Linked DNA regions of Homo sapiens: region 1 is linked to region 2. Evidence: read pairs that join two places in POLR2A ChIA-PET (ENCODE). Cell type or tissue: Panc1. All regions are shown on one strand.

Region 1 (2,500 bases), 190 kb before region 2:
GATGCTTAGAGCATGTATGATTTGTGGACCCTGTAGTGACTCCTTCTCATGCCACTTCCCAGGGACATCATGGCCTTCTGCAAAGAGGTCTCTCTCTCTCTCTTTCTCTCTCTCTCTCTCTCTCTGGGTACCTGTGCATGTGTTGCAGGTGACCTGACATTCTTGGATCACTCTCCCAGAAAGCCATGTGTTGGACCCCTCCCTTTCTATCTTAAAATGCCCGATGTTAGAAGCTCATAGTAGTTGTAAAGGAGCTAATGTGATGCTTAAAAAGGGCTCAAAACATTGGTTCCCCCGCCCCCACCCCTCAGGGCCTGGGAAGTTTCCCTTTCTCTTTGGGAGAAAAGTTGCTTTTCATTTTTCACTTGTGCCTGTGTGTTCTCTGTTACGTTATTACTATTTCCATCAAAAAGCATTTTATAGTTCAATGTTTGGGGGAAATACAGTCCCATAAGCAGGCCCCTATTCAGGCCCCTATCCAGCCTCCTCGTCCTTTTGCCTCCTCACCCCTTCCTAGGGCCCATACCTTGCAGTGCCTTGTGTGAAATTTTCGAAGGCAGTCCTCACTCACAGCCCCACTTGGAATGTCACAAGCATTTAGCAGATTAAAGGCTCTGAAAAGCCCTGCAGTAAAGTAATGTTTAACTTCAATTAAACCACCCTCTCTCAAATTCACTTGACTGCTAAACTCTTTTTCAAAGAACACCTGTATGTATTCCAAAAAGTTCTGGATTAAATATTGTTAACCTCTCAAAGAACACAGGGTGGGGCCTATTTATCCTCTGTGTGCCTTCAAATCCCAGGAGGCTCAGGCCTTTTCTGCAATAAAAAATGTATTCATAACTCTTTAATTGCTCTCTTCCCTTCTTCCTCTCTGACTTATTTGTATAATATAAAGTTAGTGCGCTATATTTGAATAACATGGATAGAAATAAACTTTTAATGCCAGAACCTCCTCTCAAAAAAAAGTGGTAAAGCTAGAACTCTCACTGTAGTTGCCTGTAATTTAAAGTGAAAGGCTCCAAACAGGTGTTTCCCCTGGAAGAAATGTTCAAGCCTTGTTAAGAGTCTATAATATGTCAATATACACTGTTAAAAGAGATGACAGGTCATGTGCCACATGACAACAGTTTAGTCAAGATAGACTGCATATCAAATAGTGGTCCCATAAGATTATAATATTGTATTTTTAGGGTAGCTTTCCTATATTAGCTATGTTTAGATACACAAATACTTACCGTTGTGTTACAACTGCCTACAGTATTTGGTACAGCAACGTGCTGCCCCAGTGTGTAGTCCAGGAGCAATAGGCTAATGCCACATAGCCTGGGGGTGTAGCAGGTTCTACCATCTAGATTTGTGCAAGTACACTCCATGATGTTCACACAACAGCAAAATAGCCTAACAATGCATTTCTCAGAATATACTCACTCGGTTAAGCAACGTGTTTGTACTTTTCTTGTGACTTGAATCACTTCCGTTTTAAATCTGTAAGAAGCTGAAATACTATATCCTCTTTCTTTCTTTTAATAAACGAGTAGGAGACAGTGCACCTGGGCTCACTCGTCAGAGAGGCTGACCCATGTGAAAGGCAAGGAGTCCTGCCCCAGTCACTCATGCCTGTCGCCCATTATTTTAGTGAATTGTGGTGAAAACCCCAGCTCCATATAGGCTGGCTGTGTCTAGATGGTACAACTGAGTCAGCTGGGGAACACACAAGGCAGCATTGCAGACCATCATTGCAAAATAGCTGTGCATTCCTTCACCTGAGCTTTTGTGACGGGTGCATTGGGTTGGTAAAATGACTAAAATTATTCAGTTGCCCCTGTTCCGGTTGTAGAAAAATGCTCTTCACACAAGGAATGTTTTTGTGGTTTGCCACATTTGGAAATGTCAGCTACTTTGGAAATGCTGTATTTAGCCTCAAATCCCACACCCATTCAATGCTGTTAACCAGATCTCCAGGGTGTAGCGACAGTGCAAGTCCATGTATTTTGAGATCTATTAATACCTTTTGGTTACCAAGTGGCATTTGCTTCCCGTATATTGCCATGAAACAGAACAGCAAGGTCCAAGTTTGCCCTGGTTTATGAAAAGGACCTCATCGTACTGAGATAGTTTGTCAAAGTTAAAGTTAAAATCCCAGAGGGGCTTTCTTATTCTCCTGTCCTCCCATGAATTTTTGATGCATCAGAAAATCACATTTTAAAGGCATGAAAGTGGGGTGAAGCAACAATTTTCACCAGAACTGTGAGTGTGAAGGAGTGTGTGTGTGTGTGTGTATGTGTGTGTTTTGTTTCTCCAAGTCTGTTTAATGGGAATACTCAATGTTAAGTCTCCCAGTGGTGCCTGAACTTATATATGGTAATATTCACATAAATGCAATATGTGCTTCCCTTTTTTGACATATATATAACTTGTCATTTCATTTCTTGGGACTAATAGGCAAAACTAATATTTCTAGAGAAATCTGAGAAAGCATGTGTGTGCTGTATACACG
Region 2 (2,500 bases):
GTGTCCCTTTTGGGGGTCTTTATGGTGCAAATGGCAAAACAAGGCGATCCTATCAGTAAGAGTAGATCTAAGGTTTACAATGTAGCTCTATTTAGTGTGACAGGAAAATTAAATTACAGGAGGCACTCACTCATTGTCACCCGTTAACAGGCTTGGGAAAATTGTGAATCCCTGGGGGCAAATCACTGACGACGTGCGAGGGGAATAAAAATATTTCATTTTAATTGGCTGTTGTTTCCTTTGCTTGATTTTGAAAACAACAAACATAAACATGTCCCCCACAGTTCTCCTTGGAAATAGGGTCCCGAGTCTCCCAAACACGACCCCAACTTACAGTCTCTGCCCAGAGGCCGGCGGGTTAACCGCCCTGGGAAGCCTAGGTCTGTTTTCTCAGCGATGGTTGAGCTGGTCTTTATCCAGGGATTCCTGGGAAGGAAAATATAGGGACAGGTTTCAAATAAAAATGGGCTTCCACTACTCCGCCCCCCGCCCCCATCGGAGTCAGCTGGAATGCAGTTATTATGTTTCTGGAACAAGGGCAGCCCTTCGATTCTATCAGGACTGAGGAGGAGGAAGGGAAACAGAGTGACGCGGAGGCCACCCATTCTTTCTCCTCCCCAGAGGAAAAGGAGTTCGAGCTCCTTTTGAGATACCGGGTCGGAGAAGGTGCAGCTCGGGCTGGAGCAGGGTGGACGAGTGTTCGAAGAGGAGAAAGTGCAGGCTGGGGGAGCGAAACGAAAATCCTGAGGTCACTAAATGAGATAAAAGTGTCTCCAGGGCCGTGCCAGCACATCCTAGCCACCACTGGTGTCACCAGCATCCCGCCCCCCATTCTAGCCCCCTCTGTTGTCCCCCATTAAGACTGGTGGGCGTGGCTGCCTGGGTCCCGCTCCCACCGCAGCGGGGTCGCGCTCCCAGTCTTGACCCAAGGCCGTCTGCCTGTTCGCCCGGCCCTCCTCTGCGCGGTGCCCAGCGGGCTCATCCGGACGGGGCCGACCTTGGCACCTGCAGGAGAAACCCTGGACTCGCCAGTGTTACCGGAGACGGGAGAGCGATGGGGAGGGCGGGAGAGGAATACAGCTGACAGAGCCCATGGCGACTGGGGTGGGATAGGTCGGGTCCGGTGTGAACTGGCTGCCTAGGGTCGGTTCCCTGCGCTTTCTAGAATTTGTGGGGGAAAAGCAAGAATGACCGTCCCTCTGCCTCGTGCTCTTTTCGATCTCTCCCCCGACCCCCAGTGACATTTAGCAGGCATTTTCCTTTCGTGGCCTTCTCCACTAAGACCCTTGGAAGTCCTATGTCAGCGAAGTGAGCGTTGGGAGGGGACGAGAAGAACCCCCCGGAGGGCCAACCCGGGTTCCGCGTTTGGCGCATCTCGGCAGCCGGAGCTCGCCAAACCGGGACAGCCCCACGGACCCGCGGGGACTGGGGGCTCGGCCGGCTGCTCTGACGACCTCGGCGCGCCCGATCGGCCCCGGCTGCCTGGCCCCGGGTACCCGGGCACACGCCGCCTTCCCGGAGCCCGAGCACCCGCTCCGGCTCTCGCAGCCTGAGCCCAAGGAAGGCTGCTCTGCAGGTCCCCGGGCCACTCGCGGGGAGCCCGAGCCAGCCCGCCAGCCAGCGGCTAGGGCCTCACCCAGGAATGAGGAAAGGGAGTGCTGCTTTATTTCGGAAGCAGGTCCGACTCTGTGAACACCTAGATAGAGGGAGGCATTTAATTTTTATATGCACATATATATATATTGCAACGTGATTTGTCCTAGGTAGAGTTATTTGTGCCTCAACTTTGATACATTTCATGGTAGAATTAAAGGACAAGGTTCGTGCCTGGGGTGGGGGCGGAAGAGAATAGTGAAGGGGCAGTTTAGATGTTTTTTCTTTTCTAAATGATTCAATTTAAGCAAACACTTGGGGGCTCCAGGCCGCTGTAATTCCAAAGACAATTTTCTCTTGTTTTAATTTGATTTGCATTTTTTCAACGTTGATAATACTCAATTTCATGGCTGAATACACATGTAAACACGGTTAGGTCGTGTTTTTCGCCACTTGCACCAAACAGAATGTCGCTTGTCTCGGTGCCATGGGAGGTTACACGCCGCGTCCTCAAAATATCTGCAAGTTTCTCCTAAATTATTTTTCAAAACTTGGCCTGGAAATTTGTCTGAGCTTCAGAGGTGACGAACTAAAATATATCTAAACTGAATATATCTACTGAACTAGCCAAGGTGTGGGAAGACCTGCACAGACATTGCAAAAAGGAAGGCAGTAAAGGAAACAAATTCCTATTTGATATAGAATCAATCCTATTTTTACCCGGCATTATTTTTCTATATTGTATTAATAGTTTTAAACAATCCAAAAATAACAAAGAAATTATCTTCTCCCAGAAATGTTTTTAATGTGGATTTCATTGCTAGAAAGACAAGCATTGAGAAATATATAGCTATACCTTTATAAGGAGAGGTTTAATTACCACTATTGAGCTATTTTATCAAACATA

Evidence for each region. ChIA-PET counts read pairs that join two places held together with the same protein. Peaks named below come from ENCODE experiments on the same cell type or tissue, not always from the same donor. Only the 100,000 strongest peaks of a DNase experiment are listed, where the experiment ranks them.
Region 1: POLR2A ChIA-PET joins it to region 2 with 7 read pairs; 4 of 35 experiments call an interaction of 5 or more read pairs at or near these places.

The regions. Positions count from the first base shown.
Region 1 is chr20:22,381,460-22,383,959 of GRCh38, forward strand. No RefSeq gene overlaps it. Among named protein-coding and RNA genes, the nearest start is that of LINC01427, 100 kb to the left of the region's middle. In Panc1, no CTCF peak of the experiment used is centred here; no DNase peak of the experiment used is centred here; H3K27ac peaks cover 263 bases.
Region 2 is chr20:22,567,460-22,569,959 of GRCh38, forward strand. LINC00261 (long intergenic non-protein coding RNA 261) reads right to left here. Exons shown (of 4, transcript NR_001558.3): 2 at 335-426. Among named protein-coding and RNA genes, the nearest start is that of LINC00261, 9.9 kb to the right of the region's middle. RefSeq lists enhancers at 393-1,211, 1,212-2,029. In Panc1, no CTCF peak of the experiment used is centred here; no DNase peak of the experiment used is centred here; H3K4me3 peaks cover 1,763 bases; H3K27ac peaks cover 2,494 bases.